Regions from separate parts of the Homo sapiens genome. Here region 1 is linked to region 2. A link is a loop called in an ENCODE intact Hi-C map of the cell type or tissue named here. Cell type or tissue: mammary epithelial cell. All regions are shown on one strand. Links, peaks and the distances in the headings refer to the core of each region. The heading gives the core; the rest is flanking DNA. Region 1 has its middle 37 kb from the start of ULK4. Region 2 overlaps TRAK1 (trafficking kinesin protein 1).

Region 1 (15,770 bases), core at 3,398-11,397, 190 kb before region 2:
AAAATCCTCAGATTTACTGGGGCAAAGGGTGGAATGAACTGCAATCAGGCCTGATAAGGACCCAGGTTGTGTGTGAGCTGACTGAGAAACACAAGAATAGAGATGTTAAGGATAACATGCTTTAGTAATAGAGTCACCTATGCTTTCTTTTTCTTTTTTGCCTTTATTTACTGTGCATTCTTTTGTTATATTTTTGCCCTTCCCACAATTTTCAAATTTCAAAAAATCACGTTCTTTCTGATGTGTTTTTGTAAATTAATTCTGTGGAGTGGCCGGGCACGCCGTGGCTCATGCCTGTAATCCCGGCACTTTGGGGGGCCAAGGTGGATGGATCACCTGGGGTCAGGAGCTCAAGATCAGCCTGGACAAGATGGTGAAACCCCCGTCTCTACTAAAAATACAAAAAAATTAGCCGGGCGTGGCGGCGGTCGCCTGTAATCCCAGCTACTTGGGAGGCTGAGGCAGAGAATTGCTTAAGCCTGGGACGCGGAGGCTGAGGCTGCACTGAGCCGAGATCGCGCCACGGCTCTCCAGCCAGGGCGACAGAGCAAGACTCCATTTCAAAAAAATAAAAAATAGCCGGGCGCGGTGGCTCACGCCTGTAATCCCAGCACTTTGGGAGGCCGAAGCGGGCGGATCACAAGGTCAGGAGACCGAGACCATCCTGGCTAACACAGTGAAACCCCGTCTCTACTAAAAATACAAAAAATTAGCCGGGCGTGGTGGCGGGCGCCTATAGTCTCAGCTACTCGGGAGGCTGAGGCAGGAGAATGGCGTGAACCCGGGAGGCGGAGCTTGCAGTGCGCCACTGCACTCCGGCCTGGGCGACGAGCGAGACTCCGTCTCAAAAATAAATAAATAAAAAATAAAAATAAAAATAAATAAAAAATAAAAAAAAATTCTATGGAGCTACATTTTCTTTCTTCCCCTACCCCCACCCCCACACTCTGAGAGCCTTCTCCCTCTCTCTATTTTGACCAGGGTCTCACTCTGTCACCCAGGCTGGAGTGGAGTGGCACGATCACGGCTCACCTGCAGCCTCTAACGCCTGGGCTCAAGCAATTCTTCCACCTCAGGCTCCTGAGTGGCCGGGACTACAGGCAATTGTCACCACGCCTGGCTAGTTTTTGTATTTTTTGTGGAGATGGGGGGTCTCTCCATGTTGTTCAGGCCGGTCTCAAGCTCCTGAGCTCAACTGATCCACCCGCCTCAGCCTGCCAGACTGCTGGGATTACAGGCATGTGCCACAGTGCCCAGCGAGGCCTTCTCTTTCTTTTTTTTTAAATTTAATTTAATTTTTTTTTTTTTTGAGACGGAGTTTCGCTCTATCGCCCAGGCTGGAATGCAGTGGCGTGATCTCGGCTCACTGCAAGCTCCATCTCCCGGGTTCACACCATTCTCCTGCCTCAGCCTCCCAAGTGGCTGGGACTACATGCACCCGCCACCATGCCCGGCTAATTGTTTTGTATTTTTAGTAGAGATGGGGTTTCAGTGTGATAGCCAGGATGGTCTTGATCTCCTGACCTTGTGATCCACCTGCCTCGGCCTCCCAAAATGCTGGGATTACAGGTGTGATCCACCACTCCCGGTCTCAAGCCTTCTCTTTCTAAAGGAGAATTTAACCTTTTAATATTTACTATAACCATTGATAACTCATTGGCCTTATTCTTGTCATATTTCATGTTTTGACTATATTATGCTTTATCAGTTTCTCCTCTATTGATTTAGGTGTCCTATAACAATTTCAGTTAACACCTAATATCTAAAAAAATTATATTTCTCCATAAAAACTATACACAGCACAGGATGAAACCTACATTTATTTATTTATTTATTTATTTATTTAGTTAGTTAGTTAGTTAGTTAGTTAGTTAGTTATAGAGGTTCTTGCTCTGTTACCCAGGCTGGAGTTCAGTGGCACAATCATAGCTCACTGTAGCCTCGACCTCCAGGCCTCAATCGATCCTCCCATCTCGGCCTCCCGAGTAGCTGGGACTATAGGTACGCACCACCACACCTGGCTAATTTTTGTATTTTTGGTAGAGACAGGGTTTTGCCATGTTGCCCAGGCCGGTCTCGAACTCCTGGCCTCAAGTGATCTGTCCGCCTTGGCCTCCCAAAGTGCTGGGATTGCAAGCATGAGCCTCCACGCCCGGGTGAAACCTCTCAATTTACCTCGTTTCTCCATCCTCTTCCTTCTCCTATGACTTCCCAGATTTTGTAGAAATAGCATATTTTAACTTGAAATTATATTTACTTTTTATACTTAAACATTTCTTTAGTAACCAATTCATTAACTATCTTCATCATATTACAAATTATTTAAACTTTTTCTTTTAAAAATATTTAACCACTATACTATGAGGAACAAATTATTTAAACTTTATTTTATTTTATTTTATTTTATTTTTTGAGATGGAGTCTCCTTCTGTTGCCCAGGCTGGAGTGCAATGGCATGATCTTGGCTCACTGCAGCCTCTGCCTCCCGGGTTCAAGTGATTCTCTCACCTCTGCCTCTGGAGTAGCTGGTACTACAGGCATGTGCCACCACGCCCAGCTAATTTTTACATTTTTAGTAGAGACAGAGTTTCACCATGTTGGTCAGGCTGGTCTCAAACCCCTGACCTCAAGTGATCCATCAGCCTTGACCTCCCAAAGTGCTGGGATTACAGGTGTGAGCCACCATGCCTGGCCAAATTATTTAAACTTTAAATCATACTGGTTTCAATGTTTATCACTATTTTTAAAATAAACCTTTTATATTAGAATAATTTTAGATTCACAGAAAAATTAAAAAGATAATACAAATTGTCTCCATATGCCCCACGCCCAGTTTCCCCTACTATTAACCTCTTACATTAGTATGGTACATTTGTCATAATTAATGAACATATACTGATGCTTGTTATTAATGATAGTCCTCATTTTGTTCATATTTACTTAGTTGTTACTGAATGTCCTTTTTCTGTTCCAGGATCCCATCCAGGATACCCCATTACATTTAATCATCTTGTCTCTTTGGGTTCTGCCTCTGACAGTCTTTCATACTTTCCTAGTTTCTGATGACCTTTCAATTTTGAGAATTGCTGATCAGGTATTTTTAGACTGTCACTTAATTGGTATTTGTCTGATCTTTTTCTCATAACCAGACTGGGGCTATTGGTTTTGGGGAGGAGGAGCATGGAGATAAAGGAGATAAAGTGCCATTCCCATCACATACTACTAAGGGAACATACTATTGGCATGACTTATTACTGTTGAGTCAATCTTGATCACCTCACTGCCTGAGGAAGTGTTTGTCAACTGTCTCCACTGTGAAGGTACTCTTTTTTTGTTTGTTTGTTTTTGAAACAGAGTCTCACTCTGGAGTGCAGTGGCGCAATCCCAGCTCACTGCAACCTTCATCTCCCGGGATCAAGTGATTCTCCTGTCTTCTGCCTCAGCCTCCCGAGTAGCTGGGACTACAGGTGTGCACCACCATACCCGGCTAATTTTTGTATTTTTAGCAGAGACAGGGTTTTGCCATGTTGGCCAGGCTGGTCTCGAACGCCTGACCTCAGGTGATCTGCCCACCTTGGCCTCCCAAAGTGCTGGGATTACAGGCATGAGCCACGATGCCCAAGCCATACTGTACTCTTTTGAAGGAAGTCACTAAGCACAGCCCACACAGACAGAGTGGGAGTTATGCTCCATCTGTTAGAAGTGGAGTTCTACATACTTTATTTGGAATTCTTCTGTATGGGAGATTTTTTTTCTTCTTCCCCATGTATTTATTCATTTATGTATTTATGTCAACATGGATTCATGGATATTTATTTTGTACTTTGAGTTATAATCCAATACTACTTTATTTATTTTGTTGCTCAAATTCTTCCAGCTTTGGCCACTGGAAACTTTTTCAGTTGACTCCCATGCCCCTTTGACATAAACCCCATGATTGTGGGTTTAGTTTTTGTTTTAGTATGTCTTTACTTCCTGGCATTACAAGATACTCCAGGTTCATCTTGCATCACTGTGTTTTGCATGTGGTCTTTTAGCCTTTTTATTCGGATTATTATTATTATTAATTTTTATTCATTTTTTTTTGAGTCGGAGTCTCACTTGGTCACCCAGGCTGGAGTGCAGTGACACGATCTCAGCTCACTGCAACCTCTGCCTCCTGAGTTCAAGTGATTCTCCTGTCTCAGCCTCCTGAGTAGCTGGGACTATAGGCGCATGCCACCATGCCTGGCTAATTTTCGTATTTTTAGTAAAGACGGGGTTTCACCATGTTAGCCAGGATGGTCTCTACCTCTTGACCTCGTGATCTGCCCACCTTGGCCTCCCAAAGTGCTGGGATTACAGGTGTGAGCCACCACACCCAGCCCTATTATTATTATTATTTTGAGACAGGGTCTCGCACTGTCACCTGGGCTGGAGTGCAGTGGTGCTATCTCGGCTCACTGCAACCTCTGCCTCCCGGGTGCAAGCGATTCTCCTGCCTCAGCCTCCCAAGTAGCTGGGATTGCAGGCGCCTGCCTCCACGCCCAGCTAATTTTTTTGTATTTTTAGTAGAGACAGGGTTTCACCATGTTGGTCAGGCTGGTCTCAAACTCCTGACCTCGCGATTTGCCCACCTTGGCTTCCCAAAGTGCTGGGATTACAGGCATGAGCCACCGTGCCAGCATTTTTTTTTTTTTTTTTTTTGAGACAGAGTTTTGCTCTTGTTGCCCAGGCTGGAGTGCAGTGGTGCGATCTCGGCTTATTGCAACCTCAGCCTTCTGGGTTCAAGCGATTCTCCCACCTCAGCCTCCTGAGTAGCTGGGATTACAGGCATGTGCCACCACATCCAGCTAATTTTGTATTTTGTTGTTGTTGCTGTTTTAGTAGAGATGGGTTTTCTCCATGTTGGTCAGGCTAGTCTCAAACTCCCGATCTCAGGTGATCCGCCCACCTTGGCCTCCCAAAGTGCTGGGATTACAGGCATGAGCCACCGCGCCCTGGCCTTTTGTTTGTTTTTGAGACAGGGTCTCACTCTGTCACCCAGGCCGGAGTGCAGTGCCATGATCACTACTCACTGCAGCCCTGACCTCCCACCTGCCTAATCCTCCTAAGTAGCTGGGACCACAGGCACGCACCACCATGCCCAGCTAATTTTTTTATTATTATTTGTAGAGACAGGGGGTCTCCCTATGTTGCAGAGGCTGGTCTTGAACTCCTGGACTCAAGTGATCCTTCCCCTTTGGCCTCCTAGAGTGTTGGGATTACAGGTGTGAGCCACCGCACCTGGCTCCTACTGTGTATTCTTAAGTAAGATTAATGTCTCAAAGCATGATGTAGGCTGATGCAAGAAAAAAATTAATGTCATATTTTGATAAATATAAAATTGTTAAACATTTAAAAATAAATATATTAAAGAAATAGAAACACGCTGTAAAACTTTCAAAACAGTTGAGATGGGCAGAAAAAGAACCAATAAAATGTGCTCTATCCAACAGAGTTTTGAAATGGGAGGAGGGTGGTAAAGGAAACAATGACTTCAAGTTTCTTCAAATTGTGTGTTATTTCTTCTGCGTGCCCCTGGGATGGGCAACCTTGAAGGATGCTTTGGACAAGGCTTCTAAATGGAAGCAAACACAAATTTGAGTTCTTGTCAAAAGAAATACCCACCCTCTCTGCAGCAATGTCCAAGATGATCAGCCATAGATGTTCCTGCATTTTGGTCTTGGTTTTGTGCTTCTGTTGCAAAAACCATCCCACATGGGTTGGGGTAGTTTTTGTGTCCTGTTACATTCAGTGATTCAAATAAAATGAAAGGCATAAACACTCCTCATTTCTATTCCTGAAAGTCCTTCTTGGTCGATTAAAGTGACAAGCCTGGTACCTTCCTTTAAGAGCCTGCTGCTGCTGAGTCCTCAATTTAATTGGTCTATGTGGCATGAGTTTTGGAAGAATAAATATATTCTCCCTGATACTTGCCCTTAGCTAAGTTAGCTTCATCTTTGCCAAGTTCTTACAATCTACTTGGAGGTCATTTCTTTGGGGCTTATTTATATCTAAGGCCCAGTCAGAGCAACAGGAATCTATTCATATGGGTCGACTGCATGATTTTGTTAAATGTGTTAAATTTAGTAACACCAGGAGGAAAACATTCTACTAGCTAGTGCTGAGCAGTGCATGGTTGTTACTTTTGTTTTCTTCTCACAGTACTTGCAGCACAGAAACAGCTGACCCTGCCACTCCTCACCTCATCGCCCAATGTGGCATCATCACAGTGTCTAAGAAGTTTCCTTGGAGGATCTGTGCTTACTTTAACAGTTGCCAACACATAGGCCTTGTGCTAAACTCTGACCAAATGCAAAACAGTAACAGTAAGAGAAGTGTCTTAGTTTGGGTTCCCCCTAAAGTAGCCCCTGAGATATGCAATTTATCTGGAAGTGATCCCAGGAAACACCGGCAGGGGGACAGAGAATTGAGACAGGAAAGGAAGGTAGCTGCTGATGAAGGGTGCTTTATCAAGCAAAAATAACTGGAGCCCAATCACTTGAAGGAAGTCTGGAAGCCAGCAGAGAACGTACACTGCCCGAAGAGACAAAGGAACAGGGACTTCTGGAAGATCTTCAATTCCCCATAACTTCCAACCCACTGCATCGAGCAGAGCAGGCTTCAGTAGCCAGAGGATTAGGACAGCATGCTGGCAGCTGGTGCTGGCTCCACTACAGCTGTAAGGCTGTGGGGGATATGGGCAGAGCCCCAGCACTGTCCCCTACAATAGGTTTTTCCCAGTTCTTATCAAATAATTCTTTCAGATGTCATAACATGGTGTGATAATTCTTGTACCTTGCCTGACCATATGTAGTGGCATCTTCTTTTGGTAACAGGCCCTAAACTTTAGTCCCAACAGCCATGACCCAGCTGGGCCAATCATAAAATCTCATGCTTCCAAGTGAAACATAAAGTGAGCTAAAACCATAATCTTGTAATTTGAACTGATAAAGCTTTTTCTTTACAAAACATTTTCAGAATAACATAAAATAAATTGAATAAAAGTAGATATTTTGGCCAGGCGTGGTGGCTCACACCTGTAATCCCAGCACTTTGGGAGGCCGAGGCAGGTGGATCACCTGAGGTCAGGAGTTCGAGCCAGACTAACCAACAGGGTGAAACCCCATCTCTACTAAAAATACAAAAAATTAGCTGGGTGTGGTGGCAGGTGCCTGTAATCCCAGCTACTCAGGAAGCTGAGGCACGAGAATTGCTTGAACCCAGAGGCAGAAGTTGCAGTGAGCCGAAATTGCACCACTGCACTCCAGCCTGGGCGACAGAGTGAAACTCCATCTCAAAATATATATATATATATATATATATATATATATATATATATATATATATATATATATAAAATATATAAAATATAAAAAAATACTCTGTCTCAAAAAACAAACAAACTGCTGTGTTGTGGCATGACATTTTAGGTTTTATTTATTTTTTTAAGACAGAGTCTTTCTCTGTCACCCAAGCTGGAGTGCAGTGTCACATTTTGGCTCACTGCAACCTCTGCCTCCCAGGTTCAAGCAAATCTTATGCTTCAGTCTCTTGAATAACTGGGATTACAGGGGCTCACCGCTGCACCTGGCTAATTTTTGTATTTTTAGTAGAGACGGGGTTTCACCATGTTGCCCAGGCTGGTCTTGAACTCCTGGCCTCAAGTGATCCACCCACCTTGGCCTCCCAAACAGCTGGGATTATAGGCATGAGCCACCGCGCCAGCAGGTTTACTTATTTTTTATTTCAGTTTTGTCCACCCTAACAAATATACTCCCTGATGCCCACCCTTGAACTTCCATGGACTCTGGGCTTGGGTCAAGATTGCTCAGGGGAAAACAAAACAAAACATAGAAAGAGAGAGCTAGAAGCATGTTGCTACACTTAAAATATCAGTTACCAGAAACTCAGAAAGGCATACAAATTTGGAAAGATTTAAATAAGAGCAACTAAAGAATTAAAATAGCAGAGGTATTTTTCCATGAGGATAAACTGTGACTAATTCTCTTTAGCTTGGGGCTGAGCATGGTGGCTCATGCCTGTAATCCCAACACTTTGGGAGGCCAAGGTGGGAGGATCCCTTGGGTTCTAGAGTTCAAGAGCAGCTTGGACAACACAGTGAGACCCCCGTCTCTACAAAAATTTCTTTTAATTAGCCAGATGTGGTGGCACACGCCTGTAGTCCCAGCTACTCAGGAGGCTGAAGTGGGAGGATTGCTTGAGTCCAGGTGTTCTAGGTTACAGTAGACTACAATTGTGCTTCTTCTGCACACCAACTTGGGTGACAGGGCAAGACCCAGTCTCAAACAAAAAAAAAAAGAAAAAAGAAAAAAAAATACTCTTTAGTAGCTTAGGAAGAGGATTAGATGAGCTCAAAGTCCATAAAAGCTGAGATTTAGCTGGTGTCAACATACCATAAACGGAAAGTAGTATGGGACACCCATTACCCCAAGAATATTATTGTATAACTTGAATACAAATAGGATCTAGCAAGGTTTTGATAGGTGGTCACTTTATAATGGGTTGTGAAAGGGAAGTTAAGGAGGTTCAGGAAATATTCTCAAGATCTTTTAACTTTGATATGAGAAATGAGAATTACTACACTCTCCACATCCAACAAAACAGTAAAATGTTAATCAATGAAGGTATTCCAAGTCATATGGATCTTTGGTTAGATCCTGAAGGTTTGATCCAATCAACAAATATTTATTGAGCAACTACTATGTTCTAGACGTTGTGCTGAGAATACATCTGAGAATAAGACTACCTTGTGAATTAAGAGGGTTTAAGAAAATAAATAATATAATATATTAAAATGTGCTAAATTTTAAAAAAGACAGAGCAGGGTAAGGGGCATTGAGAGTGCCGGGGGAAAATAAGTGGCAGTATTAATGAGATGGTTCAAGGAGGCCTCATTGGTGAGCCATGTGGCTCATGCCTATCATCCCAGCACTTTGGGGGACCAGGAGGGAGGATGACTTGAGGCCAGGAGTTTGAGACCATCCTAGGCAATATAGCGAGACCTTGTCTCTACAAAAATGAAAATAAAAAATTAGCCAGAACGATGATGTGCATCTATAGTCCCAGCTACTCAGGAGGCTGGGGCAGGAGAATTGTTTGAGCCCAGGAGTTCGAGGTTGCAGACAGCTATGATCATCCCACTGCATTCCAGCCTGGGTGACAGAACAAGACCCCTGTCTTAAAAAAAAAAAAAATAAGTCTTATTGAGATGAGGAGAAGAGCCATAAGGATAAGTAGAGGAAGAACAATCCAGGCAAAGGAAATGGCCAGTGCAAAAGTTCTGAGGTGACAGTGTCTCTGGCATGTTCAAGGAACAGCAAGGAGACTATTTTTCCTGTGAAGTTAGTGAGTTGGAGAGAAGAGGAAAATGAAGTCAGTGGGATGAGGGGAGTAGACGGTGTAGGTCTTGTGGGCCATGGTAGAGACTTTTTTTTCTTGAGACAGGGTTTCACTCTGTCACCCAGGCTGGAGTGCAGTGTAACAAACACGGTTCAGTGCAGCCTCAACCTCCTGAGCTCAAGCAGTTTTCCCATCTCAGCCTCCCAAGTAGCTGGGACTACAGGTGTGCACCACCACTCCTGGCCCTGTAAAAACTTTTGCTTACATTCTGGGAGGAATGGGGAACAATTGGAGGGTTTTGAACGGAGGAGAGCCACGATGTGACTCACATTTTACAAGATCATTGGCTACTGCATTGAAAAATGGACTGAGGTAGGGCAGGGGCAGAGGGCAGGTGAACAAGTAAGAATTTAGGAGGTTCTTGCAGGAATGCAGGAGAAATGATGGTGGTTTGGACTAGGATGGAGGCAGTGAAGGCAGTAAGAAGTAGGTTCTGGATTATATTTTGAAGGTAGAACCAACAGGTTTTCCTGATAAATTGGATGTGGGGTGAAAAAAAAGGGAGAAGTCAGAGATAAATATAAGGTTTCTGCCTGGACAATTGAAATCTAGGAAACTGTGGAATAGTAGAATTTTTAGAAGTCCAGCAGCTCAGTTTTGGGCATAATAAGGTAGAGATGCCTATTAGACATCCAAATGCCAGTGTCAAGTAGGAAGTTTGTTTACATGAGTCTGGAGTTCAGAGGGAAAGTCTGGACTGGAAGTATAAACTTGGAGTTATCTATGTGTAGATGGTGTTTAAAGCCTTGAGATTAGATGAGATCACTAAGGAGTGAGTGTAGAGTGCAGTTTCCTAGAATCCAAGTAAAGAAAGTGTTCCAAGAAGAAAGATGACAAAAGTTGTGTCAAATGTGGCTGAGAGGTCAAGTAAAAGGAGAACTGATAATGGACCCTAAATGTAGCAATGTGGAGGTCAATGGTGACCTTGACTGGGTGGAGTAGTCTCAGTGGAATGGGTTTCAGGAAAAAATGGACAGAATTGAGACAGTGACGATAAGCAATTCTTTCAAATAGCTTTGTTATGAAGGATGACAAAAAACAGGGTGGCATCTAGAGGTGGAAGTAAAGTCAAGAGAGTTTTTTTCTTCTATTCAAGATGGAAGAAATATAGGGCAGGCATGGTGGCTCAAGTCTGTAATCCCAGCACTTTGGGAGGCTGAGGCTGGTGGATCACTTGTGGCCAGAAGTTCGAGACCAGCCTGGCCAACACAGTGAAACCCCATCCCTACCAAAAAATACAAAAATTTGCCTGGTGTGGTGGCAGGCACCAACTACTTGGGAGGCTGAGGCAGGAGAATCACTTGAACCCAGGAGGCGGAGGTTGCAGTGTCATGCCGCTACATTCCAGCCTGCGTGACAGAGTAAGAGTCTGTCTCAAAAAAAAAAAAAAAAAAAGACAGAAGAAATAACTATGTTTGTATGCTGGTGAGAATGCCCCAGTAGAGAGGAAAAAAACTGATGATGGAGGAAGGAGGGGAGAAAATTGTAATGATATACCCAAGCAGGTATATTAGTTTTCTAGGGCCACCATAACAGATTGCCACAAATTTGGTGGCTTAAAACAACAAAAACTTACTCTCTCAGAATTCTAGAAGCCAGAAATCTGAACTCAAGATGTTAGCAGAGATGTACTCCCTCTGTAGGCTCTAGGGGAAAATTTTTTCCTTGCCTCTTCTGGCTTCTGGCAGCTGCTGGCATTCCTTGGCTTGTGGATGCATCTCTCTCTTTTCTGCCTTCACATTGGCTTCTCCTCTGTGTGCGTTCTACTCTTCTGTCTGTTTTAAATCTCCTTCTGCTTTTCTCTTACTAGGACACTGTCATTGGATTTAGGGCCTCCCCAGGTAACCTAGGATGATCTCATCTCAAGATCATTAACTTAATGACAGGTGTGGTGGCTCACACCCGTAATCTCAGAACTTTGGGAAGCTAAGGTGGGCGGGTCACCTGAGGTCAGCAGTTTGAGACCAGCCTGGCCAACATGGTGAAACCCCATCTCTACTACTAAAAATACAAAAATTAGCCAGATGTTGGTGGCAGGCGCCTGTAATTCCAGCTACTCTGGAGACTGAGGCAGGAGAATCGCTTGAACCTGGGAGGCAGAGGTTGCAGTGGGCCGAGATCGTGCCACTGTATTCCAGCCTGGGTGACAGAGTGAGACTTCATTCCCCCCGCAAAAAAAAAAATTTAATGACATCTGCAAATCCCCTTTTCCCAAATAAGGTCACATTCATAGGTTCTGGATATTAGGACCTGAAATACATTTTGGGGGACCACCATTCACCCTAATGCAGTAGGTGAGAAGGAATGGGGTCTACTTCACACGGGAGGAGTCGGCTTTTGATGGGAGCAGGGATAATTCATCACTAATTTCAGTAGGGTGAATAGATGATTTGGTCCCAGTCACAACTAGGTGGGTAGACATAGTGGTGGGAGCTTGTAGAAGTTTTTTTGGGCTGGGCATGGTGGCTCACGCCTGTAATCCCAGCACTTTGGGAGTCCAAGCAGGGTGGATCACCTGAGGTCGGGAGTTCGAGACCAGTGTGACTAACATGGAGAAACCTTGTCTCTACTAAAAATACAAAAAAAATTATCCAGGCGTGGTGGCACATGCTTGTAATCCCAGCTACTCGGGAGGCTGAGGCAGGAAAATCGCTTGAACCTGGGAGGTGGAGATTGCGGTGAGCCGAGATCGCGCCATTGCACTCCAGCCTGGGCAACAAGAGCAAAACTCCGTCAAACAAACAAACAAAAAACAAGTTCGTTTGATTCCTTCCATTTCCTCAGTGAGATAAGAAACAAAGTCACCATCTGACAGTGAAGATGGGGAGGGAGTTGCTAGAACTTGGATATGAAAAGAAAAAATGTGTTGTAGTTTTCATGAAGAGTGGGAGAATGACTGGATTAGAGAGTTATTAATTGTTCAGCAGCAGTAAAGCTCACCTGAGATTCATGGTCATAATTTTTTTTTTTTTTTCTGAGACAGAGTCTCACTCTGTTGCCCAGGCTGGAGTGCAGTGGTGCAATCTCAGCTCACTGCAACCTCCATCTCCTGGGTTCAAGTGATTCTCCTGCCTCAGCCTCCCGAGTAGCTGGGACTACAGGCATGTGCCACCACACCCAGCTAATTTTTGTATTTTTAGTAGAGAGGGGGTTTCACCATGTTGATGAGGCTGGTTTTGAACTCCTGACCTAAAGTGATCCACCTGCCTCGGCCTCCCAAAGTGCTGGGATTACAGGTGTGAGCCACTGCACCTGGCCTAAAACAGGTAGATTTTATTTGCAATCCAGATTTCTGACTTCTTTTGAAAATCTAGGAGATAAGACAACATTGGGTTTGCATTTAGACATCGGAACAATTGTTAGAGCTCAGAGGTGGCTACCCAATAAAGACAGAGAAAGCCAGGTGTGGTGGCTCATGCCTGTAATCCCAGCACTTTGGGAGGCCGAGATGGGTGGATCACAAGGTCAGGAGATCAAGACCATCCTGGCTAACACGGTGAAACCCCATCTACACTAAAAATACAAAAAATTAGCCTGTAGTCCCAGCTACTAGGGAGGCTGAGGCAGGAGAATGGCGTGAACCTGGGAGGTGGAGCTTGCAGTTTGCCAAGATCGCGCCACTGCACTCCAGCTTGGGCGACAGAGCAAGACTCTGTCTCAAAAAAAAAAAAAAAAAAAGTGTGGTGGAGCAGATGGCTAAAGAGATGGATGGGGGCCAGTGAAGAATACTGTTCCCTGAGTGAAAGTTTGGGCTATACCCCTAGGTCACTAGGGCGTTGTTGAAGAGTTTACAGCACAAGAATGATAGCATCTGGTTTGTCTGAGGAAAGTAGATGGATTCAAGGCAAAAGACCAGATGCTGTAAAGAAGTTATTGTTATTAATTCATGGTTTTTCTTATGTCTAAAAAATCCATGCACAATAAGTCTGGTTTATAAACACAAGTCTTCATGTCTTTTTTTTTTTTTTTTTTGAGACAGGGTCTGGCGCTGTCACCCAGCCTGGAGTGTAGTGGCGCAATCTCGGCTCACTGCAACCTCTGCCTCCCAGGCTCAAGCTGTCTTTCCACCTCAGCTTCCTGAGTAGCTGGGACTAAAGGTGCATGTCACCATGCCCAACTAATTTTTTTGTATTTTTTAGTAGAGACGGGGTTTTTCCATGTTGCCCAGGCTGGTCTCGAACTCCTGAGCTCAAGCAATCCACCTGCCACAGCCTCCCAAAGTGGTGGGATTACAGGCTTGAGCCACCATGCCCAGCCCCTCATGTCTTAATCCTAGAATTCTTTTCCCGTGCCATTCCTCTCCTCTTCATTCTTCCCATTACCCAAGACTGAGGTTGACTCTCTTTTACTTCGCAGAGACAAAAGCAAAGTGTTTAATCAGTCATATGGGGCTAGCAGCCTGACTTTTTCAATAGTTTATGACTGTATACGTTAATTCACTTATCCAAGGGTCAGTTTCCTTATCTATAAACTGCAGATAATAGCTGTCTCATAGAGTTGCTGTCAGAATGAAGGAACTGATGTTACTAAAGCACTTAGCACATGGCTGGGTGCAGTGGCTCACACCTGTAATCCTAGCACTTTGGAGGCCAAGGCAAGAGTATCACCTGAGGTCAAGAGCTCGAGACCAGCCTGGCAAACATGGCAAAACTCCATTTCTACTAAAAATACAAAAATTAGCTGGGCATGGTGGCGCACACACGCCTGTAGTCCCAGCTACTCAGGAGGCTGAGGCAAGAGGATTGCTTGAACCCTGGAGGCCGAGGTTGCAGTAAGCTGAGATCTTGCCACTGCACTCTGGCCTGGGTGATAGAATAAGACTCTGTCTCAAAAATAAATAAATAAATAAAATAAAAATTAAAAAAATAAAGCACTTAGTGCAGTGCTACTTAGCACAGTGCTTGGTGCAAACTGTGCTCAATAAATGTGAGATTAAAATCTGGCATAAAATATTCTATGATGGCTGGGCACGGTGGCTCCTAGCTATAATCCCAGCACTTTGGGAGGCAAAGGTAGAGGATCACGAGGCCAGAAGTTCAAAACCAGCCTGTGCAACATAGTGAGACATGTGCCCCCTAATCTCTACCCCCCCTCAAAAAAAATTAACTGGGCTTGGTGGCATGCACCTGTAGTCTCAGCTACCTGGGAGGATGAGGCAGTAAGATCGCTTGAGCCCAGGAGTTTGAGGCTGCAGTGAGTGATCATAGCACCACTGTACTCCAGCCTGGGTGCCAGAGCAAGACACCATCTCTAAGAAAAAAAAAAGGGGGGTGGCAGCGCAGTGAGCGAGACACCGTCTCTAAGAAAAAAAAAAGGGGGAGCCGAATGTTGTGGCTCATGCCTGTAATCCCAGCACTTTGGGAGGCTGAGGTGGGCGGATCACTTGAGGCCAGGAGTTCGAGACCAGCCTGGCCAACATGGTGAGACCCCCATCGCTACTAAAAATACAAAAATTAGCCGGGCACGGTGGCATGTGCCTGTAATCCAAGCTACTCGGGAGGCTGAGGCAGGAGAATTGCTTGAACCCGGGAGGTGGAGGTTGCAGTGAACTGAGATCGTACCACTGCACTCTAGCCTGGGCAATAGAGCAAGACCCTGTCTCAAAAAAAAAAAAAAAAAAAAGAGATTTCAGGATAATGTGCATGTGGATGAAACATAATTGGACTCTGCTCTCCTTCTGAAATGGTGACAGGTTCAAGCTCTTTTCTTAGAGTATGTATGTGTTTGGGGTGATTATAGATGAATACCCCACAATCATGTGGGGTGCTCTCAGTTCAATTCAAGCTGATACTTTGTTTGTTGTAATTGTTCCATTTCCTACACATGTAATAATAGAAAACATTTTTCCCCTTTCCCTCACACACTAATTGTAAGATTGTCTGAGAGTTTTTTTTTTTTTCTTTTAGACAGGGTCTTGCTCTGTCGCCCAGGCTGGAATGTAGTGGTGCAATCATGGCTCACTGAAGCCTCTACTTCCCATGCTCAAGCAATCCTCCCACCTCAGCCTCCTGAGTAGCTGGGACCACAGGCATGCACCACCACACCTAGCCAATTAAAAAAAATTGTAGAGACAAGGTCACCCTATGTTGCCCAGGCTAGAAATATTGATTTTGTTTGTTTTGTTTGGTTTGGTTTGGTTTTTGAGAAGGAGTCTCACTCTGTCGCCCAGGCTGGAGTGCAGTGGCACGATCTTGGCTCACTGCAAGCTCCGCCTCCCGTGTTCACGCCATTCTCCTGCCTCAGCCTCCCGAGTAGCTGGGACTACAGGTGCCCGCCACCACGCCTGGCTAATTTTTTGTATTTTTGGTAGAGACAGGTTTCACCGT
Region 2 (8,000 bases), core at 1-8,000:
TTGTCCCTAAGTGTTAAGTGTTGGAATGTGAGTCGGGGGGGACAGTATCACCTTTTGGGAAGCAAATGATGGGCCTGCTCTGCTTGTGCAGGTGTCTCAGCTCCGGCATGAGCTGTCCATGAAGGATGAGCTGCTTCAGTTCTACACCAGCGCTGCGGAGGAGAGTGAGCCCGAGTCCGTTTGCTCAACCCCGTAAGTCACCAGAGGGCTGTATTTCTGGAGGCCAGAGCACAGGCTGGCCGCTGTTGATGTCCTTGGAGTCACCTAGACAGGGTCACCTTCAGCAGCAATGGAGGTCAGCTGCTCTCAGCCTTCTCTGGACCAAACACCTCCAAGTGCCTCAAACAGATTGATTTTACTATTTTAGCGGGATATGGATGGACAGGTTTTTAGTTTTCCTTTTCCTGGGTCTTATTGCTTATTTGTCAATTTAGATTGATTTGCCCTGGCACATTAATGGATAATGGGTTAGGCTCTGCTGTTGGAGAGTATTCAGGGTTCTGGAGCCAGAGGTGCTGTGGCAGGTCCTTGGGACAGAAGGCGTGGTGTCTTCTCTGAGAGTCAGCAGATCCTCATGTTGGGAGCATGAACTCCAGAGCCCAGTGGGCTGGTTGCAGATCTTGGCTCTGGGACTTACTAGCTGCATGCTGTTGGCTAGGTTACTTAACCTCTGTACTTGTTTTGTCATTTGTAAAATGGAGATAACAGTAGAACTTAGGTCACAGAGTTATAAGCATTAATTGAGTTAAAACATACAGAGTACTTACAAATGCATTGTGAGTATTAAATAAACTCCCAGACATCCTGGAATTGTGTAGGCTTTAAACAGAGTTGGTCCCCTGAATTCTAAGGTGATGTGGCAAGTTGTGGATAAAGGGTTGAGATGTGGGTTCAGAATTGGTGGTGAGCCTGTGCACTGGGGGCGCTGTCTTCCTGGGGTTGGGAGAGCCGTCTGGTGGGTCATTGTCCTTCCTGCAAGCCCTTCTTTGTGTCTCCACATGGTTTGCCAGGTGGTGGGAGGAAATGCGTCTCCCTAGGTTGTGAGCGTACTTTCTCCCCCAGGTTGAAGAGGAATGAGTCGTCCTCCTCAGTCCAGAATTACTTTCATTTGGATTCTCTTCAAAAGAAGCTGAAAGACCTTGAAGAGGAGAATGTTGTACTTCGATCCGAGGTGATGTGCCCTCCCTTCTCTTGCCCCTGCTAGAAGGGTGGTGGCCCCATTCGCCTTATCTGGCAAGGACAACCATGGTTAAGTGCCCTCCTCAAAGCTGGCAGTCTGTGAAGAGCTGTACCAGGCGCTCGGCAGATGTGCCTCCTCTATGCTCTGGGCACTGCCTTCCAGCCCAACACATGCCTCCCTGGCTGGGGCAGGCAAACCTGGTGAATGACATGGTGTGTGGACTGGGAAGAGTTGGAGGGCCCCTCCTTCACAGTCACTCCTGCAGTGAGGTCTCCCATGGTGTTCTCCAGCTCTGACCACAGCACCTGTGGAGAAACCCAGCCTTGTTTTCATGCTGCCACAGATCAGATGCTCAAGGAAGTAGTCCATGGGTGCTCAGAGAGAGCCATATTTCTTTTTCTTTTTTTCTTTTTTTTTGAGATGGAGTCTCGCTATGTCACCCAGGCTGGAGTGCAGTGGTGCGATCTTGGCTCTGCAACCTTCGCCTCCCAGGTTCAAGCTATTCTCCTGTCTTAGCCTCCTGAGTAGCTGGGACTACAGACGCATGCCACCATGCCCAGCTAATTTTTGTATTTTTAGTAGAGACGAGGTTTCACCATACTGGTCAGGCTGGTCTTGAACTCCTGACCTCAGGTGATCCACCTGCCTCGGCCTCCCAAAGTGCTGGGGTTACAGGCGTGAGCCACCGTGCCTGGCAGAGTCATATATTTCTTAAACAATTAACTCAAAAAGGTTGAGCTGAGGCAACTTGGGGACTCATGCTTTTGAGTTTGTTTTATTGGCAAGGCAGTGTGCCAGGCATTTTGCCCACATTTTTTTTTTAGAGTTCACAGCAGGGCTGAAAGCTCGTTACTTTGATTCTCATTGGAACGGTGGGCCCCAGGCTGCTAGGTGTTTTGATAACCCGAGGTCATTTGAGTGAGTAAATGACAAAGCTAGGATTTGCAAGTCTGTGACTCTAAGCCCCTTGTTTTTCACCTTCACCCACTGCCCCTCTCTAGAAACACCGATAGGTGCAAATTTAGTACTGTTTGTCTTAATTAGTGGTGAGTTTCTGTTCTCTAGCCGAGGTATGGTGTGGTACAGTACGGCCCTGTTTATCAGGCCCCTGTGTGTCAGGTTGGAGCTGTGTGCCCACCTAGGCTGGCCCTGGGTTCTTGAGAGCCCCTTAATAGTGCAGACCATCTGTCAACTTGAACTTGCCCACACCTTGGTAAGATCTTCATGTCCCGTCTGAACAAGATGCTCTTCTGCACATCTTGTTCTGTTAGACCTCACCTCTTCCAGCACCTTGTTCACTGATGGGTCATGTAAACCCAGATTGACCAAGAAGTCTGCCTAGGTTTCCTCTGCCAGCCAGTTGCTGGGCAAGGCAACAGCCCTGTGCTCCCTATTCTGAGTTCAGTGCTACCTCTTCCAGCACCTGCCCCAGGTAAATGCTCCAGCCCCGGGCGCCCAGCAACTCACCCAAAGCTAGCTGAGGGAATCTGATCCCAGCTACAGATTCCTGCTACCCCACATCCATTTTCTGAAGTGTAATGATTTTCTGGGGCCAGGACTGAGGGCTCAGAGACACTTCTGTCTAACTGGGGCTCTTGCTTGCTTGCTTGCTTTGCCTCTTTCTCTCCCTCTTTCTCTCCTCCCTCCCTCCCTCTCTCCCTTCCTCCCTCCCTCCCTCCATGGGAGTCTTGCTCTGTCACCCACGCTGGAGTACAGTGGCGTGATCTTGGCTCAAGCAGCCCTCCCATCTCGGCCTCCCAAAGTGCTGGGATTATAGGTGTGAGCCACTGCGCCTGGTCTCGGGGCTTCTTCTTTGGGCCTTCAGATCTCTATCATCCCACCCTTTTCAGCCAGGGCAAGTTGTCCAGAGTCCTGGGGTGGCTCTTGTGCCTCTGCATTTTAATGCTTTTGTGTTGGACCTTGTTCTTACTAAGCTTGAACACAGCAGGTTTAACTCCAACTTGGGACCTCATATGTTCAGTGCCTGGCACATAGTAAGTGTTAGCCATTCCTGTGTGGTTATCCTTAGGATGCCTGCTGTGGGTAGTGTCCTAGGCACTGTGCGGGTCACAGAGCATCCATATTTATGAGCCAGGACAGCCACAAATAACAGATACAATGATAGGATGGTGGTGTTCGTGGTGTTTTTAACAGAGCAAGCTGTAGAGCACCTGTGCCCGTAGCTGTGTGTGGCGCCCTCTAGTGGTATGCGTTTTTCAGGTTTTCAGCTTTGAGTGCACATCCATTATTAAGCTGGGAATTCAGATGGACTTTCTGTATTTGAGGGTACGATGGGTGACAGGTGGGGGAATGCTAAGGGCAGCTTCCCAGACCCCAGTTAGCCTTTGCTTTATGCCTCAGCCCTTGCCTGCACCACCAGGCCAGGTGAGAATGTGGGGCCTCTGACCTGGGTCTTGTCTACAGGCCAGCCAGCTGAAGACAGAGACCATCACCTATGAGGAGAAGGAGCAGCAGCTGGTCAATGACTGCGTGAAGGAGCTGAGTATGTCCCCGCACTGCTGTCTTCTTACTTCCTTGCATCTGCTGTCATGATTAGACAGATTTGCGTCAGCCTTGCTAAAGTGCAGTCTCCTGCCAGCCTACGGCTCAGCAGCATTTTTCTTAAAACTAGAGGCCTCCCCAACCTTGTGTGGCACCCCCTCTCTATTATTTAGTGCTAAGTTGCCAGCTATGTATTATCTCAGTTTATCACTGAGGTGGATATTTAAATTTAATTTTGGCTTTATACTGGAATATTGGAATTTTTTTTTTTTTTTTTTTTTTTGAGACAGAGTCTCACTCTGTCACCCAGGCTAGAGTACAGTAGTTGCGATCTCGGCTCACTGCAACCTCTGCCTCCCGGGTTCAAGTGATTCTGCCAGCTTAGCCTCTCAAGTAGCTAGGATTACAGGCACCCACCATCATGCCTGGCTATTTTTTTGTATTTTTGTAGAGGCAAGGTTTCACCATGTTGGCCAGGCTGGTCTTGAACTCCTGACCTCAGGTGATCCACCTGCCTTGGCCTCCCAAAGTGCTGGGATTACAGGCGTGAGCCACCACCCCTGGCCAGAATATTGGAATTTTTTAATGCCTAAGTTAGGCCCAGCTACAGAAAACTGTGTTGAAAATGTGGCAGAACAGCTTACTACCAGTAATTTGATTTGTGGAAGCTGAAGCCAGGGTTCTCACCTTTGCAAATAAATATTTCTCTCCTCCTCTTCATTTTAAGTTTACAAGTTAAGACCAAAGGTCAAAATACTAAGTATATTGCATTTCGTCAAAGTACTAAGTATTTTGCATTTCGTCAAAGTACTAAGTATTTTGCATTTCGTCAAAGTACTAAGTATTTTGCATTTCGTCAAAGTACTATTTTGCATTTCGTCAAAGTACTAAGTATTTTGCATTTCAGCAAAATAATGATGAAACACACCTCATGTTCAAATCTAGTCAAGTGAGTTATGACTCTGAATATGGGTTGAAAACTCCAAGGAAATTGCACTGTGCAGTCAGTAGTTCCTTTTTAGAACTGGGTGCAGCAGGGGATTCCTGTTTAGTCACATGGGTTCTCTTGTGTGGAATGTGAGGATGTGGCTAGATGCACTCATGTTTTGTTTGTCACTTTCTATCTGACCACTGGAGCCTTCCTGATTTGTTCTGGGGAGACAGCCTTGGTTGGTGGGCTTGGGACCCTACACTGAGCTCAGGAGTGCTATCTAATGGGGTGAGATTCTTTTTCATAACTGATTGAGCCCTGAAGAAGCTGCTTTGCTTCTCCATGTGGGAAAATGGTCATTATGAGTTCCTTCCTGCACCCTCCCCACTCTACCCTGTCTTTTAGTAAGGATGGTTTTTCTTGTGCAAACCACAAAGAAACCATTCTCTCTGGGTCTGCATGTGTGGTTTTCTGACTTCCTCTCCTGATTGTTGCTTCTTTGTCAAAGGGGATGCCAATGTCCAGATTGCTAGTATCTCAGAGGAACTGGCCAAGAAGACGGAAGATGCTGCCCGCCAGCAAGAGGAGATCACACACCTGCTATCGCAAATAGTTGATTTGCAGAAAAAGGCAAAAGCTGTAAGGCTTCTCTGTTTATCTGGCTGATACAACAATGGCCATGCTGAGACGGGGAAGGGACATTTACTCCAGAAGACAGTGCTCTTTAGTTTCATATCTTAGCAGTTCGTGTTGCCGCTTTGCAGAAAAAGCTTAGTGGACTCAGTAGTATAAAACTGATTACCTGAATTGGTGACGAGTCTTATTTGTGACCTCTTATCTCCTAAAATTATATTGAATTCATTAAAAAGATGTTGTAAATATGGACTTTTGCAGTTTAACTTATGGATCATCTAGTCTAGTATTTGTTTTTACACAGTGCACTAGATATGTGCTGCAGTAGAGCAGTATCCTCTTCAGATTTAAGAAGAGGCAGCAAAATGGACTTTGCTATTAGTGTGGGGTAAAATGCTTCCAGAGAGCTTTGGAAGATGGGGGTGGGGCGGTGGGCTATAGAGAATGAATGTGGATATAGGAAAGACTTTACCTTCAAAATAATATAAAAAGCAGAATTTGAGTATAAGATGAGCATGTCCTTGTAGAAAGTGATGAGTTCATTACAGATTAGGTTAATAAGAGGGAAAAAGTTGGACTTTTACCAAGTATCTTAGGAAGTGATCTATCTTTGCCATGCTTTAGTGCGCAGTGGAAAATGAAGAACTTGTCCAGCATCTGGGGGCTGCTAAGGATGCCCAGCGGCAGCTCACAGCCGAGGTGAGCACCTCTCCCTCATTCCTTCAGTGCCTCTGATTGCAGCCAAGGTGGATTAGCCTTCCCGGACAGCTTTAGTCACGTCCATCGCAACTACTGTTTTTATTTTGAATTTCATTTCATTTTTATTCGTGGGAGAGTAAACCCAGTTGCACCTTGGTTCTGTGCCCACTGACACTGTTACTGGTTATGGGCACCTGTGTGGCAGGGCTCTACACCAGCTGAGCCTGGCACGTGCAGGTGTCCAAAAAATGTTCAAAGAAATGAAACAATACAACACAGAGCACTCTGGGAGAGGAATCTCACAGGTGTGGCTTGAAACATGGGTGTGACGATTTTCTTTTTCTTTCTCTCTTTTTCTCTTTTTGAGATGGGGTCTCATTCTGTCACCCAGGCTGGAGTACAGTGGCATGAGCATGGCTCACCGCAGCCTCGACCTCTCCAGGCTCAGGTGATCCTCCTGAGTATCTGGGACTACAGGTGTGGGCTACCACACCCACCTAATTTTTGCTTTTTTTTTTTTGAAAGATGAGGTTTTCCCATGTCGCCCAGGCTGGTCTCAGCTTCTGTGCCCAAGCAAACTGCCTGCCTTGCCCTCCCAAAGTGCTGAGATTACAGCTGTAAGCCATCATTCCTAGCCTGATTTTTCTTTTGCATGAAGTTGGTTTTGTTTCATTTGCCCATTGTTGGTATTTTAGAAGATTTCTGAGTCTGTAAGCTTGCCTCAAGTCAAAGAAAAAGCAAGCCTTTGAAAATTCTGTTATTTGGCCACAGGCGCACAGGGCAGCTGGTTCCACACGTGCTGGGGACTCTTAGATTGCTGTGTCTTTCTGGCCTTCGGATGGGCAGATGTGTGTACACCTGGGTGCTCAGGAGATCCTGACCCTCTGTGTCTTTCCTGCCTGCAGCTGCGTGAGCTGGAGGACAAGTACGCAGAGTGCATGGAGATGCTGCATGAGGCGCAGGAGGAGCTGAAGAACCTCCGGAACAAAACCATGCCCAATACCACGTCTCGGCGCTACCACTCACTGGGCCTGTTTCCCATGGTGAGCTGTGCTTTCTTCCCAGCCAGAGGACAGGAGGGGTTCTGGTGACAGGAGCACAGTGTCTGACATTCTGGCCACTGGAGTTGGGTGTTCACAGTTCGCTTCTCGTTGTACAGTTCAGATCTGAGTCTGAATCAAGGACACTTGAATCTGACTGGTGGTTTCTTAACTACATAAGACAAATTGGTTATTTTCTGTTCCTCTAAATCTGTGGTCTTTTCTACTCCTGCCATTAAAAGATAAATTTAGTAGGAACTTGCTTTAGTGGGAACCTGAGGTATTTGGAAGATCTGACTCATACAGGTTGAGCATCTCTAATCCAGAATGCTTCACAATCCAAAACTTCCTGAGCACTGACATGATGCATTGTAGACATTTAATAGACATTACGTTTAGACGGATAGTTGGACAGATAGACAGATGGCCTAAAGAGCAAACTCAAGAACTCCTGTGTATTCCAGCTCTATTTCCATGGTTTGATGAAATGCTAAATGCTCTCTGAGGAGAGAAGAGCTTTTGAGAGAAACTCCCCCAAGTGAGATAGGAGCGGATGGCTGCGTAAATGCTCGTGAGATTCTGTCCCTTCTGAAATTGGCCTTTTCCTTGGAGCTCTTTCCCTTCAGCCCCCATTGCTGACCCCCAGCAGATACTATCCCCATCCCCCACTCCTTGTTGTCTGGCCCACCTTCCCTAAATCGTGATTTCTTTTCTTCTTTGCTCCCATGCATCAAAGTCAGGAAGTCAGGCTAGAATAGCCACCACCCCCTCTCCGCCTCAAGAAGCTTCACTGAAATCTGAGGGAAACAAAAAGAAAGACATATAACATAGTCAGCTTTCTAGGGCACAGATGGGTGATCCAGTGATTCCAGGAATCTCAGTAAAAGCAGCAAAGAATATTCAGTCCCCCAAGTTCCCTGATCTAGCGCTAACCACACTTGGCTCACACGCTGGCCTGTGTAGCTTTGCAGGCTCCTTACCTGGGTTCCCTCCTTCCTGGCTTGTCATCTTGGTG

What was found. A loop is a pair of places that touch in the nucleus more often than their neighbours do. Peaks named below come from ENCODE experiments on the same cell type or tissue, not always from the same donor. Only the 100,000 strongest peaks of a DNase experiment are listed, where the experiment ranks them.
Region 1: a loop joins it to region 2, with 2.5 times the contacts of the local background. A loop is called at or near these places in 2 of 110 quality-filtered maps.

Annotation. Positions count from the first base shown.
Region 1 is chr3:41,991,690-42,007,459 of GRCh38, forward strand. No RefSeq gene overlaps it. Among named protein-coding and RNA genes, the nearest start is that of ULK4, 37 kb to the left of the region's middle. RefSeq lists a silencer at 7,590-7,801. In mammary epithelial cell, for the core only: a CTCF peak has its summit at 6,438; no DNase peak of the experiment used is centred there.
Region 2 is chr3:42,187,954-42,195,953 of GRCh38, forward strand. It overlaps TRAK1 (trafficking kinesin protein 1), which reads left to right. Exons shown (of 16, transcript NM_001042646.3): 5 at 92-192; 6 at 1,063-1,171; 7 at 3,605-3,683; 8 at 5,122-5,252; 9 at 5,871-5,945; 10 at 6,851-6,988. Among named protein-coding and RNA genes, the nearest start is that of CCK, 74 kb to the right of the region's middle. RefSeq lists a silencer at 1,864-2,158 and enhancers at 2,670-3,170, 6,910-7,069, 7,995-8,000. In mammary epithelial cell, for the core only: a CTCF peak has its summit at 3,380 (motif pointing left); no DNase peak of the experiment used is centred there.